Regions from separate parts of the Homo sapiens genome. Here region 1 is linked to region 2. Evidence: chromatin loops called from intact Hi-C (ENCODE). Cell type or tissue: PC-9. All regions are shown on one strand. Each heading gives the region's core, and the rest is flanking DNA. Links, peaks and the distances in the headings are about the cores only.

The links. Peaks named below come from ENCODE experiments on the same cell type or tissue, not always from the same donor. Only the 100,000 strongest peaks of a DNase experiment are listed, where the experiment ranks them.
Region 1: a loop joins it to region 2, with 7 times the contacts of the local background. A loop is called at or near these places in 3 of 110 quality-filtered maps.

Annotation. Positions count from the first base shown.
Region 1 is chr10:114,314,300-114,325,318 of GRCh38, forward strand. It overlaps AFAP1L2 (actin filament associated protein 1 like 2), which reads right to left. Exons shown (of 19, transcript NM_001001936.3): 5 at 8,872-8,962; 6 at 1,261-1,466. It overlaps LOC105378494 (a long non-coding RNA gene), which reads left to right and starts at 6,707. Exons shown (of 3, transcript XR_946334.3): 1 at 6,707-6,751; 2 at 8,648-8,801. RefSeq lists enhancers at 5,723-6,922, 6,333-7,034. In PC-9, for the core only: no CTCF peak of the experiment used is centred there; DNase peaks (open chromatin) are centred at 5,792 and 6,552; H3K4me3 peaks cover 389 bases; H3K27ac peaks cover 3,430 bases.
Region 2 is chr10:114,369,752-114,380,770 of GRCh38, forward strand. All of the region lies in intron 1 of AFAP1L2 (actin filament associated protein 1 like 2), which reads right to left. Among named protein-coding and RNA genes, the nearest start is that of AFAP1L2, 29 kb to the right of the region's middle. In PC-9, for the core only: no CTCF peak of the experiment used is centred there; a DNase peak (open chromatin) is centred at 5,520.

The DNA of each region.
Region 1 (11,019 bases), core at 1,618-9,617, 56 kb before region 2:
CCAGGATGCTGCCATCCAAATGGCTCAAACTTGCCCCAGGCCTGGAGGGCCTAAAATACGTCCTCTGTGTTCACCGTTCAGTTCTCCAAAGTGGACAGACTTTCACTGTTTCTCCACCTCTCTGTATTGCTTGCTTGGCTTCTGGAGTAAAGGATCCATAAGGCACAAAAACTAAGCCTCTTATCTGCCTAGTTAGGAAGATGATGTATTAACAAAGAAAGGAAGGACTCTTCCCCTACTAGAGAAAATACTTTATCCCTTGGCTTCCCATTTGTAAAATGGGGTTACAGGGTTGCTTAAAAGGATTACTTGAAATAACATTGGCACGGAGCAGGGCCTGTTGTAACCAGGCAAGAAAAGGTGTTTATAATAATTCCGTGGAATTTCAAATCAGGACACGCAACTGGGAATTTTAATTTAAAATAGCAGGAAACAGGACTGTTGTCAGAGTAATGTCTGGTTCCTTGCTGGGTCTGGTCTTGTAATCACTAATTCAAAATATTGTTGCTTCTGAGAAGATACCTAGCATTCTCATGCTGCACAGATAAAAACAGTAGCCAGGGCTGGGCGCAGTGGCTCACGCCTGTAAACCCAGCACTTTGGGAGGCTGAGGCAGGCAGATCACAAAGTCCGGAGTTCGAGACCAGCCTGACCAACATGGTGAAACCCCGTCTCTACTAAAAATACATAAATTAGCCAGGCGTGGTGGCGGGCGCCTGTAATCCCAGCTACTCAGGAGGCTGAGGCAGGAGAATCACTTGAACCCAGGAGGTGGAGCTTGCAGTGAGCCAAGATTGCGCCACTGCACTGCAGCCTGGGCGACAGAGCAAGACTCTGTCTCAAAAACAACAACAAACAAACAAAACAAAACAACAACAAAAAACAGTAGCCAGAATTGGGGCTGGGCTGGAGGAGCCTGACTGGACTCCAGCGGACAGGATGTGAAAAAGGACCAGGGGACAGAAAGATGTATCTGTCTCACAAAGAGGAGGATGGGATGGGGATGGGGGAGGCGGTGGTAGTCACAACCCCCTTTGAGAACTTGATGAAACTACTAGACCTTTCTGGTTCAGAAAAAGTACATTCATCCATACACACAAAATCCTGTATACAATTTCAGATTAGGGAGAAGTTAAAATCTCCTGACATAAACAAGCTCGAAACCTCTGAGGTCAGGGACCATCCTGTCCCTCCTTCCCTGTCCCTGCCCCTTCCCCAAGGAGAGGAGTCGGGGGACAAGACGACGTAAGGCAGACTGACCAGAAGCCTGTTGTCCTTGATGACACAGAGCTGCTTGGCCCACTGTCCCAGCCACTTCTTGCGCCACAGGAAGGCGCAGATGCGGGCGTCACGCATCAGCTCGATGCCGGCCTCCGGCGAGGGCCACTGGTAAGGGGCCGACTTGCCCTTGCTGCCGTCCTCTTCATCGTAGGACTCGTAGGAGCTGCTCACAGCCTCTCCGTCCTCTGCAAGGAAGACCAGCTCGGTCAGGGCCCCATGGGGCAGGGGACAGTCCTGAAGCAGCATCGCTGGGGAGGGCAGCAGGCAGGAGCAGCAGCAGCCAGACCACAGCCCCCGACTCTCCCTGCCCTCAAAGCAGCCCCACAGCCAGCAGCCAGATCCCAGGGCTGGCTTTCCTGCCCCCAAACCCCTCAGCAAGGCTTCTTGGATGCTGCCTGTGGCCACAAAACACAAATAACTGAAAACCAAAGTCTCTCCCTTTTCTTCCTCAAATCCTGTCACTCCCAACTCCACAGAAACCCTGAGAAGACACTGCCCCACAGACCAACTGTTTGCTCTTGACAAGGCCAGTTCTCCTACTCGGGGCCTCTAATTCCTCAAATGAAAGATGAAAGGCGTGGGGTGGGATGTTGCCAGGTTCTCCCAGGCCTGGCCTCTGGCATTCCAAGGGCTCAGGAGGAAGAGAACGCCATCCGTGCTCCACCTGAGCTGTATGTGAGGCAGGCCTCTGATGGCCGCTGGCCTGGCTGGGCCTGGCTCAGTCCTAGATCTGGGGAAGGGGCTGTGGCTCCTCAGAAATAAAAGTCCAAATAAACCACAGCAGGAAACACTTTCTGGGGAAAGGGGCCACCTTCTTACTCCCAAATACCCTCTCCCAGTCATAGCCCTTCTTCAAACCTCCACTCATACCCTCCACAGACACTGCTTGCTCTCCCTCCCTGCCTAATACCTCCTGGCACAAATGTAGCTCCTTTTACTAGTGTCTAACTTAAACCCTTCCTCTTTTGTTTTGAAAGAATCCTAAAACTCATCAGAGCACAAATCATGCACGATTCTACGCATACCCCAACTGCCTCAGTTTCTAGTTTCTGCCCCCACCACCCTGCAAGAGCTATTCTGTTCCCAAGTCCTACTGCTCTATTCAAGGACAAAACAAAAACCATGTGAAGAAAAATCAATCAGTTCATCTGTCCATCGATTGATTGATCTATCTCTCTCTCTATTCATCCATCCATCTATCCCTGAAAAGCAGGACATGGAGGAAAGGGAACCTCAGGATTTCAGTCCAACCCCTGGCACAGGAATCCTGTCTATCATAACCTTGATGCTCTGCCCAAATTTCCCACGGAGGGCTCACTATCTCCTGATCCCTGGATACTCCCATTCCCGGCAGCCCTGTCAGTTAGGAAATGGACTCAGCATCTATTTCCCTGACTTCCGCATGGCAGTCCTTGTTCTGTCCCCTTGAGTCAGGCTGAATGACACTCTGCCTTCATTCCCATGACACCCTTCAGAAGAGGACCAGCCCATAGACCCGTAAGTCTTGGCAGAAGAATCCAGAAGCCCTTTCTCCTATCTGTATAGCTAGATAAAATGTTGTCGATTTTACTAAGAAGCACGTTTGATTTTACTAAGAAGCACATTTGAAACAGAATATAGAAAAATGGGATGAGGCCTCTGCAATAGTTATTCTAGCAACAGTGCCAGTGAAAATGTGTTTTAATATTTCTAAAAACAACATTTTAAACATTTTAGTATCAATTTTCTTTAAAAGCCATGTGACACTACTTCTCTTAATGGCTTAATATAAAAGTGTATAATTTATACCTATTAAATAAGACTGAAAATAGCAGTATTACCCAGGATGGAACCCTGAACTCTTACGTTATAGGTGACAACGTAAATTAACACAGGCTTCTCAGAAAGCAGTCTGGCAGCCTGTTTCAAGAGCCATAAAAAACACCCATACTCTTTGATCCAATAATCCCAGTCCTGGTATTTTATCCTAGGAAACTAGTTTTTTAAAAAGAGAAGGGGCCAGGCGTGGTGGCTCACACCTGTAATTCTGGCATTCTGGGAGGCCAAGGCAGGTGGATCACTTGAGCTCAGGAGTTCAAGACCAGCCTGGGCAGCATGGCAGAACCCCATCTCTAAAAAAAATACAAAAATTAGCTGGGCATGGTGGTATGCACCTGTAGTCCCAGCTACTTGGGAGGCTGAGGTGGGAGGATGGCTTGAGCCCAGGAGGCGAAGGTTACAATGAACTGAGATCGTGCCACTGGCACTCCAGCCTGCGCAACAGAGTGAGACAGTCTCAAAAAAAAGGGCGGGAGTGGGAAAGAATGTTACATGCATTAGGATATTCATTCAAATGCTGTTTAGCAGTCAGCAGAAGGGGACTGGGTAAGTAAAGCATGATTTTACCCACTTAGTCATGTCCATGCAACTGTAATCATTTAAAACTCTGAAAACTAGTGTGCAGCTGGATAAACTCCCTAAGGTATGATAAGGGAGAAAGCACAGTTAGAACTATACATGCAAACAGATCAGCACTGCAAGCAACATAGAAAAAGCTCAAAATAGTTGATTTGATGGGTAGTAGGATCAGGGTGATTTAAAAATGTTTTTCCTTATTGCCAGTATTGCATTATCTGTATAATAAGCGACATTTAAAAAATGATATACTGTCATTGGGATACTTCCTTCAGTAACAAAAATTAATGGAGGAGGCTACAGAGTTTACTGTGAAGAATTTGGGTAAGTCTCCACTGTTCTGTGCTTCTGGGGTTGCCCCACATGTTTCATGAAGAATTCTAACATCTGCCCATCCTCCTCCATGGGGGTATTAGGAAACTAAGAACGGCAAATCATCAACAGGACTAGGTATGAAAGAAAAAACATTGAGAAAAAAAAGAGGCTGGGCATGGTGGCTCACACCTGTAATCCCAGCAATTTGGGAGGCCAAGGCGGGTGGATCACTTGAGGTCAGGAGTTTGAGACCAGCCTGGCCAACATGGTGAAACCCTGTCTTTTCTAAAAATACAAAAAAAAATTAGCCGGGCATGGTGATGGACGCCTATAATCCCAGCTACTCAGGAGGCTGAGGCAGGAGAATCATTTGAACCAGGAAGTGGAGATTGCGGTGAGCTGAGATCGCGCCACTGCACTCCAGCCTGGCGGCAGGGTGAGACTCTGTCTAAAAAAAAGAAAAAAAAAAGAACAACAAATCATACTCCTGGAGTATCTTGGAGGAAATTTAGAGCAAATATATTAATAATTGTTTTTACCCCTAAAAGGGATCACAGCACACCACAAACATTGCATATTCTTGGCCAGGCATGGTGGCTCATGCCTGTAATTCCAGTACTTTGGAAGGCTGAGGAGGGCAGATCACTTGAGGCCAGGAGTTTCAAACCAGTCTGGCCAATATGACAAAACCCCGTTTCTACTAAAGATACAAAAATTAGCCGGTCATGGTGATGCGTGCCTGTAATCCCAGCTACTTGGGAGGCGGAGACAGGAGAATCCCTTGAACCTGGGAGGTGAAGGTTGCAGTGAGCCAAGATCATGCCACTGCACTTCAGCCTGGGTGACAGAGCCAGACTCTGTCCCAAAAACAAAACAAAACAAAAACAGTATGATATTCTTAAAACAGATACTTGGCTTCTAGGAGGGGCAGGGTGAACAGGAATGAGAGGCAGGATGCTGAGATAATGCCATCCCCATCTGCCATCCCTAGGTAGACTCTACCTCACTGTGTCCTGTGGAACTGAGGGCAGAACAGCCATGCACACTGTGGGTCTTTTAGCCATGTGTTTTGATACCACATGGGTGGGGGGTGGGGGCTGTGGAAAGCCAAGTAGGTTGCTCCTCTGGAAGATCGCACGTGGCATGCAAGTGCAAGACTCATGCACGAGGACAGGAAGAAGACAGTGGCCACCCTCGGGACATGCACACATCTTTGAGAGACAGGCAGCAGGCAAGAATCACTGGCATTCCAGCTCGGGGAGTAAGCAGTACCCAAGGTGATCGTGGCATAAATGACTCCTTCGGGCACCTGCACCCATCTGGGGACTCCAGTGGGGAGAAATCCGCCAGAGTGACCTGCATAACATCCAGGAGCACAGACAGAGGGAAGAGAAGAGAGACAGAATGAAGAGAGGAGCACGCCCAAGTGCAGAGACACAAAGAGAGAGACCCAGATGTGGCAACTCGGCTGCCAGTCCACCAGAGGTTAGTGCTTGCCCATCAGAGGTGTAGGCTGTTGGGTGAGGCCACTGCTAAGCCAAGGACATCATTTCCTAGATCCAGACCCCTTCACATCCAGAGATGACCATGTGACTACTTGTCACCAAGGGACTGTGGGCAGAAGTGATGTGCGTGACTTCCGGCTGGTGCTGTTAAGAAGCAGATAGGGGTTCTCTGCTCTCTCTTTGCAGAGGATTTTGCGTCCCTCGAGGGTGGCCGAGACAAACATGGAAGGAGCCCGGGCACCTAATCTACATGAGGATGAGTAATGCCCCACACTGAAATACCCGAGTGAGAAACAGGTTTGCATTGTGTTACTATAAACAGGAGCTGCTGGGTTATTTGTTACAGCTGCTAGCAGTACCCCAGGGTGAGACACCATCAGTGAAGAACCTGGTATCTCTGGCAAGCAGGGCAGACCCCGATATCCCTAGCACAGGCCAGCAGGGCACTTATTACACATGTGCTCAGAGAGAGGGACATGACCCAGGGGAGCGGTGTGGGGATAGGGCTGATAGAGCAGGTCAAGAATCCAAGCAACTGGCCTTTTGCAAGAAGTCAGCAAATCGCTATGGCCGCCAACTATAGCAAGGGGCTGGGGCCCCACGCCTATTCCTCCAGTCACAACCTGCATGTCACACTGTTTGACCAGGCAGGACCTGAGGTCAGGCCAGCTTGTAAGGCAGGTGAAGGCCTCCCTCTGTGCTGACCATGACTGCTTCTCCCCAAGTCATCCCCAGGCCTCTCCTTGGCAGGACAGGCAGGGCTATGTTCCCTCCCACCTCGCAGCTGGTTTTCCTCCATCTTGGAGCTTTCCTGACCCACTCCACACAGTGAGTTCAAGCTGTCCTTGGGATGACCCCTAGTCCCGGCTACGACCAATATGAACTCACAGTTGAGAGACAAAACCAAGAAGCGCTGGCCTTTCTGACCACTTGTTTGTGTCGAGATGGAGTGTCTGACCCACAAACCGGCCCCCTGGTGCGTCTGGCAGGCAGGCCCCTGCTGGCCCGGCCACACCTGGGAGCAGGGAAGTGCTCACTGCGGTGAGTCACTGTTTCCACCTTCAACGCGCATCCAGACAGCAGCACCGCACCCTCGCCTTTGGTCTGAAATCACAGCCCGACTGGTGAGCTGGCACCACCTCGCATGCTCAGTGGGTCAATGCTAAGTGCTGGCTGCCCACAAAGCCAGCGTCTTAGAATAGACTCAGCCTAAACAGGCGCTCACTTCCCACAGAGTTCCCAGCAGGAGGTGGCAGGTAAGTGTGAAGGAAGGGCAGGGGAATCCCATCCCGCTCCCAGTCACCGGTCCCATCTCATCCCTGGTCCTGTTCTTTTTATTTTTATTTCAATAGTTTTTGGGGTTCAGGTGGATGCATTCTTTAATGATGATTTCTGAGATAGTGCACTGTCATTCGAGTGGTGTACACTGTACCGAATATGTAGTCTTTTATCCCTCACCCCCACTCCCAATCTTCCCCCGCTAGTCCCCAAAGTCCATTATATCACTCATGCCTTTGGGTCTTCATTGCTTAGCTCCCACTTATAAGTGAGAACATAAGATATTTGGTTTTTCATCCTGAGTTACTTCACTTAGAATAATGGCCTCTAGCTCCATCCAAGTTTCTGCAAAAAACATTATTTTATACCTTTTTCTGGCTGAGTAGTATTCTGTGGTGTGTATGTACCACATTTTCTTTATCCCCCTCATTGGTTGATGGCACTTAGGTTGGTTCCATCTCATTCCTGGTCCTGCTCTTTATGGAACCAACAACACCTTCCTCAGCCTAGTTCATTCCCAGCCCCAGGGGCCCTAGCCTTTTATATCTGCTGATTGATTTATGCTTTGAAAGCCCTTTCACCTACAAAGGAAGGAAAGAGAAGGAGGACAGAAGGGGAGGACCACAGTCCAGCTGCCACAGAGACGAGGGTCACAACCACTTCTTTCTGAATCTCAAAGCCTTCCTGTGTGATCAAATCCCCACACCAAGAGCACTTTTGATCCAACTTCCTCAGGCTGAGAGCCATCAGCCAAGGACAGAGGGTGTTAGCATGAGCCCTGCCTACAGAGCCGCTCACACAGTGTCCAGGGCGATCTTTTCAATACCTAAGTGATATAGTTTGGCTGTGTCTCCACCCAAATCTCGTCTTGAATTGTAGCTCCCATAATTCTCACGTGTCATGGGAGGGACCTGGTGGGAGGTAATTGAATCATGGGGGTGAGTCTTTCCCATGCTGTTCTCGTGATAGTGAATAAGTCTCACGAGATCTGACGGTTTTATAAAGGGGAGTTTCCCTGTACACGCTCTCTCTTGCTACTGCCATGTAAGACGTCTTTGCTCTTCGTCTTCCACCATGATTGTGAGGCCTCTCCAACCATGTGGAACTGTGAGTCCATTAAACCTCTTTCCTTTATCAGTTACCTAGTCTCGGGCGTGTCTTTATTAGCAGCATGAGCACAGAGTAATACACTAAGTTAGGTCAGTCCCTAAGTAACCCTCTGGAGGTTTGCAGTCTTTCCTCATTCAGAACTAGGCCAAAGTCATTCCTGTGGCTGGCAGCCCCATCTGCGTCCCCACCTCCTTTCATTCTCCCCTGCTCCTGCCATGCTGGCCTCCTTGTTGTTCCTCAGACACACCCAGAGCTCTCCTGCCTTGACGCTTTTGCAGATACCATGTTCTCTGTCTGGAAAGTTCTTCCTGAATGTATCTGCCTGACTCACTCTCCACTTCATTCAGGAATCTGTTTAAGTCATGCTATCAGAGAAGCCTTCCCTATCTAAAGTAACTCCCCTGTCCTGCAGAAGCCCAGCTCCTGTTCTGTTTTCCATCCTCTCACTTATCACCACCGACACATGCTGTTTATTTGTTGTCTGTTTTCTCTCACGGAATGTCAGTGCTGGGATGACTGGGCTCCTGTCCCTGACACAGCGGGAGCACCATAACTATGAGTCCAGTGAAAGAACATGGAAACTGAGCTCAGACTCAGCCTGACCGCCACTTCCATTGCTGACCAGGGCCTTGGGCCTGTTGGCCAACACTCCTCTCTTCTGTCACCTTTGTGCTGAAATCTCACAACTTGCAGGCAGGAACCACAGAAAACATCAGATGCAGTCAATCTATTTGTTGTGTACCATCCCTCATTCCTCCTTGCAGGACAGCTAGGTCTGCTGTGGGTCTTGGCTCCCCATTCACACTAAAGGCTGAATGCTCTGTGGCCAGTTCTCAATTTGGACCATGCTTTCCTGTCACAGCAGCCCAGACTACCCTCTGTCACCCAGCCCAGGATGAGTGTATCTGTTACCCCCAGGTAAGTCTGCACCAACATCTGTGCAGGAAGCAGTAAGTCACCCTCCCAAGCCCCAGCCGCTGGGATGTACCATTGAGGGATGTGTCATATGGCTCAGCCTCTTCATAGTAGCCCTCTGGAGACTCCGTCTTTGGGATGGCAAGCTGTTTCCGTTCTGGAATCTGTGGTATGAACAAATAAGACAAACGTTTGCAGATATGGTACACTGGGAGCAACTTGGAAATAACTCTTCGGGTGGAAGTCTAGAAGACAAAAATGCCCAGCTGGACTTTAAACTTTAAGCAAGTTGGGAGGGAGAACATGCAGTATCATGAATCCCATCAGTCACAGTCCATAGTGTTTGGTCTGTAGCCACGGAAGGGCTGTGGGCACGTTGTTTAACCTTGCCAAGACTCAGCTTTCTCCCCTGCAAAATGAGGCTCAAGCCCCCTACCACACACACAAAATATCATTATGTACATGATATATCATGCACTTAGCAGTCCAGAGAGTGCCCGGCTGTTGGGATAGCTATTGTGGCTTTTAAATAGAATATATTTTCTAAAAAGACAAGTGCTAATCAATAGCACAGGGAGAAAGAGGACCAGGTTTCTAAATCCTACACTTTTACCATAATATAGTTCAATCACTCATTCAGCAAATATTGGATGACTTCCATGTACTAGCTGAGAGGGACACATCGAAATTTCAGGAGTCAGTCCTAAGAAAAGCTTGAGTAGCTGGTAGATTTTTAACAGCTCCTGGTCAAGTGCATTGTGATATAGTAGTGCTATAATGGACAAGGTCAAAGTTCTGTGAGAACCACAGGAGGGTGTGAGGAATATTTAGGACAAAGGAAGGATGCCCAGGGTATGTGATCTTTGCGCCGAGCCTCAAAGATGACCCTGAGCTTATGTGGGATGAGGTTGAACGTGTGCAATTTGAGAATAAAAAACACCTGCAACTGTGTCAGAAGCACAGAACGTGAAATCATTGTGTTCCTCCCTTATTCCACCTGCATAGTAGGCACTAGACTATGAAGCTATGCTTCAATAAGCTACCTTTATAAACAACCATGGGGGAGAAAAAGAGGTAATTTGTTGCATTACTATTATGACAGACAGGTCGTGAATGTGTAAGCACCCTTGAACATGGGTCTCCAGTGTCTTTTGTTTTGTTTTTCTGACAGAGTCTCATTCTGTCACCCAGGCTGGAGTGCAATGGTGCAATCTCGGCTCACTGCAACCTCTTCCTCCCAGGTTCAAGCAATTCTCTTGCTACAGTTTCCCGAGTAGTTGGGATTACAGGGGTGCACCACCCCCCCCCCCCCCCCGGCTAATTTTTGTATTTTTAGCAGAGATGGGGTTTCATCATGTTGGCCAGGCTGGTCTCAAACTCCTGACCTCAACTGACTGCCCGCCTTGGCCTCCCAAATTGTTGGGATTACAGGCGCAAGCCACCATGCCCGTGGTGTCTTTCTGAATCATGAAACTCCATGGGAATATGCATAATGAGTTCACAACAGAAGTGGCAGAGCTCGAAATGTATTCCCTCCCACTCTTGATTTTGAGAAGTCCTTGTGCTGCGCCCTCCGCGTGAGAGGGAAGGCCTGGGCCTTCAAGGAGGCTCCACGTGAAAGCACAGGCAGGCTGTGAGGTGGGGGAGGTTGTAGGGGGAGATGATGGAAGCAGCAGCCAATGGAAGGACGCTGCAGTGCCCTGAGCTCAGGTGGACCCCTGTGCTTTGGGGGAGAGGGTAATGCTAGGAATCCAGAAACTCCTGCCATGAAAAATGGATTTGGGGGACCCAGGATGGAGGTAGCTCCCCTACTCCTGGCCCAGGAGACAGTGGGAGGACAGGCAGCCTGTGCTTAGCCCCTGTGGGACAGTCCTCAGCCTGGGCTGCAAGAGTATCCCTTCCAGCTTCCCCAGGGTGAGGATACCAGGGTCCCCAGAGCCCAGTCCTGTGTGGTTTGGACTCTACAGTCTGTTTATATAGACCCTGGAGTTCATGTAACTTGATTTCAATCCGGGCTTCAGGACCTCATAGATTTAACCTTGGGTATGTGACAGCCTCTCTGAGCCTTGCTTTCCTTCTTTATAAAATAATAATACTAGGGTTGTTTTGAAAATTCAATGAGACAAAACGTGATAGTGTTTCCACAGGGCCTGGCCCATATTAAATACAAGGAGGCCATTGTTATCACTGTCTGGGGCCCCTCCACAGTCCCAGGGTCTGC
Region 2 (11,019 bases), core at 1,812-9,811:
ACTACTTAAAACAAGTACATTTAAAATATAATATGTATACGTACTGCAATATGTATAAATACTTCATTGTGCCTCTACCAGATAAAACCTTTGCACTTCAGTCCAAAACCAGTGACCACACCCAACAAAATTAACATGCACTCATTGTATTCTTCTGTTATTTTGGGTTCTACCTGCCCACATACAGGATGTAGAGGGTAGTAACGGGAAGAGAGTCTTTCCTGGAGTTGAGATACCCAGTTCTCTTTTGCCACCACCAAGCAGGGTGACCCCAGGCCAGCTGATCCCCCTCCCTGACTCTGTTTCCCCATCACTAATAGAAAATTAGAGATACTAGTGTCTCAAGTTTTCTCCAATTCCAAAATACTCCAAATACTGTTTATAATTCACTTTAATTCTCCTCTTTGAATAGTCTAATATATATGTGCCTATAGGTTAATTAAATCCACTCTGCAAGACTGAGGAGCTCATAATTAAAGTATCCTAATCAGATCACACACACCAGAGGCTGCTGGTTGGTTGAAGGACTCCAATCTGAAGTCCACACCCAGAAGCAGCTACTACAAGCCTTCAGCTATTTTCGTGGTTGCTAAAAATGTTTCTTTGCTGAAATGAGTGGTGCTCAGGATAAATGGAGTGGCTGGAAATACTGTTCCAGCACTTCCACCCTCACATGAACAGGATGTAAGAGTCTGGGTAAGCCCAGCAGGCCATACCATTCACAGTTGTATCCTAGGCTCAGGACAAAATGCAGTGCAGGGTCCACAGAAGGCTGGAAGATTCTGTTGCCTGATCCACTAGGGTAGCTAAATCCTGCCCCGTGTATTTTCTTGCACTTACCTTAAGCCAGATGTTTTTTGGGCAGAATACCTAAATGCCAGAGAGCTGGGGCCCAGAGGATAAACTGTAAGACTGTTTTGGGGCCTGCTTGCTAACAGATTTTTGGAGTACAGCTAAATTTGGTCTGAGACTTGTTCTCATTTGAACATCAATTGGGGATGAAATTCTGCGGAGGGGACCTGTGCCCCGCTTCTGTATCTTGCCATTGGAGGTCACTGGGTTCATCGAAAGCACCTTTGGTATGGTTATCCACTTCCACTATTTCTCTCCATCTGGAATTCCTTATTTTTCCCCACTTTTCCATAAATCCCATGTAACCGTTAAAGCCCAGTTCAAGTCCTGCTTTCTCCAAAAAGCCTTCTCCAACCATTGGGACTTAGATGACAGCAAGACAATATTAAACGGAACCTTAAGTCTCTCATGACCATGACATCTACTTGGGGACTGCAGCAATACTGTGAGTCCTCACTGTGACAGGCTGGTGTCCACTGGGCCACCTACGGGACCCATGGAGAGGACACTCCGTAAGTGCCTGGCCGCTGGCTGGCAGGGCCAAGCTGGAGCTGCTCCTTCTGTCTCATCTCTCCTCATCAGCTGCTGGACAGAAGTGGCTGAAATCATGCCAAACGCTTTGCTCAGCCTGGTTGTTGATACTCAGTTCTCAAAGGAGAGAGCCAGGTGGGTTTGTGCTGAGAAGGTGATGGAAAGGAGAAAGGTGGGGATTTGGTCACCATCCTGGAAAGAAGAAATTCAGCTCAGCTGGGAAGAGGCAAATCAGGGAAGGAAAGCCTTTGAGGTGCGTAGTTGTAAACACTGATTCTGAAGAAAGTAGACTGGCAGGGCAAAGCCCCCTCATCAGTCCCCCGCGAAAAAAAGATGATTTACCAAGCTCAGAATTTGGGCCGTGGAAAAACTCCTATGTTTACTTTTTCTTTTTTTAAAAAAAACAAATACAAATAAAAACAGCACAAAGAAAACCAAACACCGCATGTTCTCACTCATAAGTGGGAGTTGAACAATGAGAACACATGGACACAGGGAGGGAACATTACACACTGGGGCCTGTTGTGGGGTGGGGGGCTAGGGGAGGGAGAGCATTAGGAGAAATACCTAATGCAGATGATGAGTTGATGGGTGCAGCAAACCACCATGGCACGTGTATACCTATGTAACAAACCTGCATGTTCTGCACATGTATCCCAGGACTTAAAGTACAATTATAAAAAAAATAAAAAATAAACAGCACAAGAGCAAAAGGAAGATTTTTTTGGGGGGGTGGCGGGGGAAAGTCCCTTTATAGCTCATATACCTAGTGAACTAAATAGGACTCCAGTGTATGGATAATATGGGTGAGTCTTCTATATTTTATCAAGGAAAAAAAAAGATAAAATGGAAGGCCTCTCCCCATGGGAACCACTACATTAACTTCTCCCCAGCAAGTCACATCTTGCAGAGACAGCAACAACAAAGGTTCTTTCCCTTAACTTGGACGAAACAGCAAAATTCTTGACTAATCTGTTCCAAATTGAAGTTTCTTCTTGGGCTTGGGGATTGATGCTCTAAATCGTTTTGTGGAGAATCTCAGGATAGCTGGAGAGGTTAACCCCAGATTGACCACTGCTGGTCCAGTCCCTTGGTCTCTGGGGATGCCCTGGGAGCCCCCACTTCTAGCCAGGAGCTTGGGATGCCATTCTTCATTCCAACAGTTCCCAGATTTTCCCTCTGTAAACACCAAGCCCAGCCTTGGGCTGACTTGCCATTGTGTGTCTGAGAATTTATGGCTCAGATAAGGGAAGCTGCACAGGGCTGGGCCGGGTAGGAGGGGCAGGGTTTGCCACCCGTGAAATGACCCAGTATTGTCTTTTGCTTCATTCTCCATATCTCAATATCCACAACAGGCCAAGGGTAGCCAGCTCCGGAAGCTTCCATGATGCCAAATACCTTCTCAATGACTTCTTTTGTATATTTCCTTCTATTTTTATTAAGCTTTTATTGGAAAAATGGAGTGTATGCATATGATGAAAACATATTTATATATACATATATAATATATATACACATATATGTATACATATTTATATGCACATATGTGTACATATATAAAGCAACAATTAAAACATATGCAATGAAAATTTCCCCCATCTTAAAACCCTCCCAGTGTCAGCCCCTTCCTGGCAATGACTATCAATAAACTGTGCATCCTTCCAGGAATTTCCTATGCATAATATTCTCTACATAAGATATTCACAGAAAAATACAGATAAAGTTATTTTATACAAGTAAGCTCACACTATTCTAGCATCCTGTACCTTGCTATTTTCACTTGCTAATGTGCCTTGGAGGCAACAGACAGCTGTGCCCCATTCCTTTTACCAGCTACGTGGTATTCCATGGAATGGATGCAATGTATGTTTTAAAATATATCCTTTTCTTCATAAAATACTACATAATTCCATCCCGGGCAACAGGGTGAGAACCTGACTCTATAAAAAAATTTTAAAATTAGCCAGACTTGGTGGCATGCACCTGTGGTCCCAGCTACTCAGGAGGCTGAGGTGGGAAGATCGCTTGAGCCCAGGAAGTCAAGGCTACAGTGAGCCACGATCATGCCGCTGCACTCCAGCCTGTGTGGCAGTGAGACCCTGTCTCAAATTTTTAAAATTCCTACATAATTCTTATTTTGCAAAATTTGCATTACAGGAAATGCATGTCAACGAGGAAAATCCCTTCCTCCCCACTTTTTTAAACTTTTGGCTGGGCACAGTGGCTCATGCCTGTGATCTCAGCACTTTGGGAGGCTGAGGTGGGCAGATCACCTGAGGTCAGGTGTTCAAGACCAGCCTGGCAAAAAGGCGAAACCCTGTCTCTACTAAAAATACAAAAATTAGCTGGGCGTGGTGGTGCATGCCTGTAATCCCAGCTACTTGGGAACCTGAGGCAGGAGAATCGCTTGAACCCAGGAGGTGGAGGTTGCAGTGAGCGGGGATTGTGCTATTGCACTCCAGCCTGGGTGACAGAGACAGATTCTGTCTCAAACACCACCACCAACGACAAAAAAAAACAACAACAAAACAAAACAAAAAATTTCAGTTCCAGCACTTCAAAGTCCCCTGACCACAGGCTTCCCCAAAAGGAGGACACTGAGACATTCACTTGGTGGCCAGCAGAGAGAAGATCAAGGCCACGGCCCCAGAGCTCCGTCTCTGCTCCCTTGTCCCCCTCTTGAAGTCTCTAGGCCTTTGTCACCATGGTTACCTGCCAACCCCTTATCCCCCAGGTAGCGAGATAATCTTGCCCCTTCTCTGCCCATACAATCAGCACAGCCTAGGTCCACAGCGGACAGAAGATGCTGGTTGGGATGCAGTGAAGTCCCAAGACCACCCTTTCCTAGGATATGTACAGGATACAAAAAATAGAGCCCCTGCCTTCACGGACCTTCTGTGTCATATCAGAGTGACAACACACAGCCCCATAAGCTAAAACCATCTCCTATAAACTCTGCGAGTCCAACCCATTCTCACTCCTCCTCTGTTGCTTCAGCATTCCGGGCTTGGGAGGATGTTTTGTCGGTTATTTCATAGACTTTTACATGTTCACCCCTTAAATCTCCCAGGCAACGCGACCCCAAACATCCCAGCTAAAATTACAGATTTGAAACGCCTGCACATTATCATTGGATTTTTCTGAAACTTGGTCATTCAAGCAGAAAGGGAAAAAGTGTTTCTGGAAACTTTCTTCGTGAGACAAACAGCACAGCTGGCTAAACCTCTGGCACAGAACCATAATGCCAGGGGCAACAGGACTGACAATCAGGACAGTGGTCTCATTGAAGGAGCCGCAGATGCGATCCTGCCCTGGAGCCTCTTCATGGACACCCAGCTGAGCGAGAGAGACTCCCCTTCCCCAGCCCTGGCCTCAAAATAAACGCAGATGCTTGGAGCACTGGCTTTGATGAGCCATTCTCCCTGGTTTGGGAGCAGCAGCGTTTGCTCCGGATTTGTGCTGTCTTTAGCTGCTCAGCATTTACACAGGAGCTGCCAGAGTCCTGAACTCACCCCCTCGCTGGATGATTCTAGAAGAAGAAAAAAAAAATGCAGCTGTTTCAGCTTCTCCATCCTTGGAAAGAGCTTCCAACTAAGAGCTGGAAGGGGCCCAGCGCTGATGCTGCATCCTGAAGAAACTCTTTCCTAGACAGATTTTAGAGAGCTAGGCGTGTGGGATAGGAAGGAATGGAGGATGGGGGCAGAGGGAGGGAGGGGGTGGGGGTGGGCAGAGAGGTGGTTTAGGTCCCTTAGGGCCACGGAACAGGGGCATGGCTTTGGTGAGAAGGGAGTTTGTCATTAGACCAGACATAACCTGCATATTCTTCCAGGTTCACTAAAGTGTCTGAGCTAACCTAGTCAGGTCAGGCATTACTCGGGGCTACTGCCTGATCCTCTAGAACAGGGGTCAGTGAACTATATACCTAAATCAGACTCGACACCTGTTTTTATATGGCCCTCAAGCCATACAAATGGCTTTTACATTTTTAAATGACTGAGGAAAATCAAAAGAAGGATAATATTTCATGACGCATGAAAATTATATGAAATTTCAACTTTGGCGTCCATAGATATTTATTGGAACACAGCCATGCACTTTTGTTTACATAGTATCAGTGGCTACTTCCAGGCTACCATGCCAGAATTGAGTCATTGCAACACAGAATATATGACCACAAATCCTAGAATATTTCCTATCTGCTCATTACAAGAAAGCTTGCCAGCCCCAATTCTAGAGCAGGCCAACAGGCAAAATCAAGGTTATCTTTCAGGAACTACTACTATAGCCAGAGAGAATACAAATGTCCACAAACTTTTTATTGACAAAATTCAAAATATAATAATAATACTTTATTCCAATGCTTTGTGATACAGATCTACCAATGGGAGTGGAAATTTTTTTTAGTGGGGGTAACATTTTGCTTAATTGGGGTTCAACATTAGCATTTCCTATCATTAAATCAATTGCAAATGTTTATTCATAAAAATCATTCTTAGCTTGAAGGCCCTTGGCTGAGGTAGTTTTCCAACTCATGCCCTAAGACAAAAAGAAAAAAGTGGCTAGGCATCATAGCTCACACCTGTAATTCCAACATTTTTGAAGGATAAGGAGGGAGGATTGCTTGAGTCCAGGAGTTCCAGACCAGCCTGGGCAATATAGCAAGACCTTGCCTCTACTAAAAATTTTGAAAAATTAGCCAGGCATAGTCCCAGCTACACAGGAGGCTGAGGCAGAAGGATCACTTGAGCCCAGGAGATAGAGGCTGCAGTGAGCTATAATCACACCACTGCATTCCGGCCTGGGAGACAGAGTGAGACCCTGTCTCAAAACAAAAAATACAAAAAAACAAAAACCAGAAAAGTGACTTCAATTTTCTAATTTCATACTCCAGTCCTCTAAGAGTCTAATCAGGAACAAATATAAAAATTTTAAATGGAATCTGGGAAAACAAAATTTACATGGCCAGTTGTACAGTTTCCTCCTACCTCTGCCAAAAAGCCACCCCCTTAAAGGAACTGCACACACTAAACCTTGTTGGAGAGACTGTGAGATCTTCCAGGGGAAGAAATATGTTTATTCATTGCTGCATAAACACATTGACTTGTGAAATAAATCAATATATATGGAGCATTAACTATGACCAGACCTTGTGCTCGGATCCAGAGGAAGTGGAATAGGGGTGACAAATGCAATACAAATCAGTATGAAATGTCATCTACACTTAAGGACTTCCAATTTAGTGGGGAAGAGAGGGAATCAATGCCAATTAAGAGAACTAAACTTTGATGCTGATGATTCTACTAAAGTAGCATCTGACTAGCATATAGACAGTCTAGATTGGATCCTATAAATGAACATTTGTTTTAACATGGGGTAGAGCCTATTCAGCTTCTCTTACTCAGAAGAATCACTGCTCCCATTGGAGGAGAATTCCAGCAATTACCTAACTCAAAAGAATCTACAATCACTGCTCCACTTGGAGGAGAATTCCAGCAATTACCTAACTCAAAAGCCACAAGGAAGAGCATTTTGAAATGATCACAAGGGCTGATACAACACTGCCAATTCAGACCCTGATAATGCAGTTGCTGAACTCGTTACATCCAGAACTGTCGACACTCAGTTAAAAACACTCACAATTTCAACACTATCCAAGGGATAGAAATACTGAAGACTTAAGAATAGAGAAACATGGGAAGAATAATAGACCACCCAAACAGAATCAGCTAGAGACTGAGAAACCACTGCAGCTTTTGGGCCTCCCTAGAAGTCACCACCCACAGAGCCATGAGCTAGGAGGGATAGGAGCAAGATGGAGTAGAGACCCCAGGAGACTGGGCTTGGCATATCCCTCACCTGCTGACCCAACACAGGGAAGGTGAAGGGCACTCAACTTGGTGTTTTCAAATATCACTGGGGGCATTATACAAGACAAGGTCATAATACATGTGAAACATCTCCTTTGGTCCATGGTTTACTAATTCACACTCACCCATCTCCTTCCTAGTCCCAGACTTCCCAAGTCAAAGAACACTTCTGAACAACCAAATATGAGATACTATGAACTCCATCTAACCTAGCACACAAACAGTTATCACACAAGTGTAGCAGAAGGAATGTTTTACCAGAGTATCTGGAAAGCCTAGTAGAAATATTCTGCCTTAAAACCCTTCAGAGAGGCCAGTTCCAAGGCAAGAATCAAATGTGGCTTGAAGCATGATTTAGAAACTAGATGACTTTGGGTCAAGTCTGATCAAAGACAGTGAGGTGCTTCTTGGAAAGAAGTCACCACTGTACCCATCAAGTTGTGGTGGGGTGGTGGATGGGAGGACACAAACGTTTGTTGACTGATTGCTGTATCATAGACACTGTACCATATGCCATATGTACTTAATCAAGGGAGTATAACTTAGGCATCAGTGGTCAATGTTGCTTATGGAACCAAGGTCTTGGCAAAATAGCAGTCAATGGTATAGAGTGGTTATTCGATTTCCCCAGTGTGATGATGGGGTTTATTTAATAATTATTTATTGAGCTGTCATACTTCAAGATACAAAAATGAGCAAGATGCATTTCTGCCCTCAAATGCCTTAATTTCAACTCAGCAAGGTATCTGTGAACCAAGTGCTGAGAAACACAGAGGAAGGAGGACCTGTTGGCCTGAGAGGCTTAAGGAGAGAGCATCACATAGTTGGTTCCATTTCCAAGGGAGACTGAAGTCCTCCATATGTCTGAGGGATTCTACAGAGAGCTCAAATGTGTTTCCTACACTTCTCAGGAGTACTTCCCAAGAAACTGTATTATGGTTTTTTTGTGGGTCTTCACTGGTGCCACCCCTACGATAGGCTGTGTCGCTATTTGCCGTAAAGCCTCCCAGGCAAGGAGGGCTGCCACAGCAAAAACAGAACCCGTGTTAAGGGAAAGGTCCTTCAGAATGAGGGTACCAATCACCAGGTGTTCTGCCACCTGCAAGTGGATTGCTCTGCTTGCAAGAACCTGAAGAAGGATTCTTCTTTACCTTATCCACGGAATTCTCAAGACAGCGGCTTACAATTCTTTTCCGCTTCAATGCTAAGCATGTTTCTAAAATAAGCATTAGCTCTGTATTGACACAAGAAATTGACTGGGAATTTTCAGTCAGTCAGGGGCAAAACTGTGTCGTCCTACTGAAGCTTATACCCATACCTTATTATTCTATTAGCTCTTTCCAGCTGACACACTTGTAATTGCTTGGGTGGAATCCAGAAAAGGTGGAAGACACACCAAAATCAGAGCCCCTTCCAGGATAAGCTGATACACTTCCCATGGGCAAATGTTTAAAATATTGCCATTGTCCTCATTATATCCTCAGAGGCCAAGAGATTTAGAACATAAACGAATGTCTTCTAGTACAGTGGACTATAATTTCTGCGTGAGAAATGGTCCGTCTCCCTCAAGCAATGGAGTCTTGCTCCTTCTGCAGTGGTATCTCGCTTCTTCCAGATTTTCAGTGCACCTCTAAATCTAAGATAGTGACTGAAATTAAATTAGCTGTCCCCCAAAATACTAAAGCCAAGAAAATGGCCTAGAGGAGGAGAAGCAATGGCCCCCCATCTTCCAGCTCCTCAAGACAGTCCAAGAAGTTTCCAGAGAGAACCCATGGAGAAAGAAGCTTGTTCCAGGCCATGCACCAGATAGAGAAGTGACTACCTGTCTAGCTCCTCCACCACAGTGATGTCTAAGACAAAGTCAGCAAAATTGGGATCTTCAAAACTAGGTCACTCTGATCGGGACTAAATATACTATTTTCCCATGATAACAGGCACAGCAGCTCATGCCTGTAATCCCAGTACTCTGGGAGGCCGAGGCGGGCAGATCGCCTGAGGTCAGGAGTTCAAACCAACTTGGCCAATATGGTGAAACCCCGTCCCTACTAAAAATACAAAAAAATTAGCCAGGTATGGTGCTGGGTGCCCATAATCCCAGCTACTCAGGAGGCTGAGGCATAAGAATTGGTTGAGCCCGGGAGATGGAGGTTGTAGTGAGCCGTGATCGCACCACTGCACTCCAGCCTGGACGACAGAGTGAGACTCTGTCTCAAAAAAAAAAAAAAGGAATAAACTGGTTATCACTGGCCATCACTGAGGGAGTCTGGATCAGAGAGCCCCAGACCTGTCAACCATAAGAAAGCACCTGCCCTGTTCCAGGCTATGCAGCAGATAAAGAAGTGACTACCTACCCAGCTCCTCCCCCACAGTGATGTCTAAAACAAAGTCAGCAAAATTGGGATCTTCAAAACCAGGTCACACTGACCTGGACTAAATATACTATTTTCCCATGATAAAAAATAATAATAATAAAGAATGAGTCACCCACCACCAGATGGAATAGTTAAAACTTTGGAAAAATGCATCCCATAAAACAAACGGTCTGGAGGAATGGTAGAGACAGGGAGGAAGAAGACAGACAGATGAACATTTTTTTCCTTTAGAGGAAGTTTTGAAATATTAAGACAACTTGGATTGCATGTTTATTGCTAGTTCCAGGCAAAATCCTTTTGAGGTTTTATGTTCCGCATGGGTTTACCCCACATTCTTACATGTGAACACTTCCAGGGCAGTCATATGATGCTGTACTAATCCCATAACCCCCAAACCCCAAGTGTTTGATAAGTCTGATGATATGAAAGTTAAGCAGGTCTTTTCCTTGAGTGAATCAGTTTCCTTGCCTTACAACTCCCCAGAAAGTGGAAATTGGCCAAGGTCAAAGACTGGGTCTGCCTGGGAAGAGATGATGATTTCATTGGTTGCGACTTTATGGGGCTTTGTATGTTTTCTGTGGCAAATGCTTTTGCTATCCCTTTGTGAGGCGGCAGGGGCGGGGGAATCCCAAACTCCATCCCTTCCAGGGATCTTGAGTTACACAGTCTGAGAAGAGAATATAGCCAAAGTCAAACCCTCACTTCCTTACTATCTAGGTTCTCAATGGCAATTTAGCACTGGGTGATGACCATATTTATGTCCGAGAGGCTTTCATTCCAAGATGTGGGGCTGTCCTCACAAGACTCACCACAGTCCTTCTACCATGAGAAAGCCAATGGCTCCAGTGAACACATTAAATGGAATTTTCCACCACACTTCCCTGGACTGTTCCTCTCTTGGCAAGGTGCCCAAGAACACCTGAGGCAGTTGCTTTTTGAAAGGCAATACTGCAGGTTTCTGTCTCCAGATTTGTCTCAAAGCCTCAGTTTCCTTGTATTTAAACTAGGAATGAAAAACTCTACCTTTCCTCATAGACTTATAAGGATTAAATAGGGCAATTTATGTAATGCATTTGTCAGAGGTCATGGGAGCAGAACTAGCTTTTATTCATTACAAGCTTCTAGGCAGCAGGAACAATGTTGGGTTTGATTTACACAGTCTCTACCCCTGCACTATATATAAAGGTCTAATAAATGCTTATGATGAGTGTGTTTTTAAAAAGTAAGAGTGAGGGAACATATCATAAAGCCACAATAATTAAAGCAGTACATCCACAGCACATGAATGGACAGAGAGATCAATGGAAAAGATTAGATTATACAGAATAGACCCTGATGTGGACAGTGATCTCATTTACAACAAAGACATTGAGAAGACATTACTACAATGGGGTATC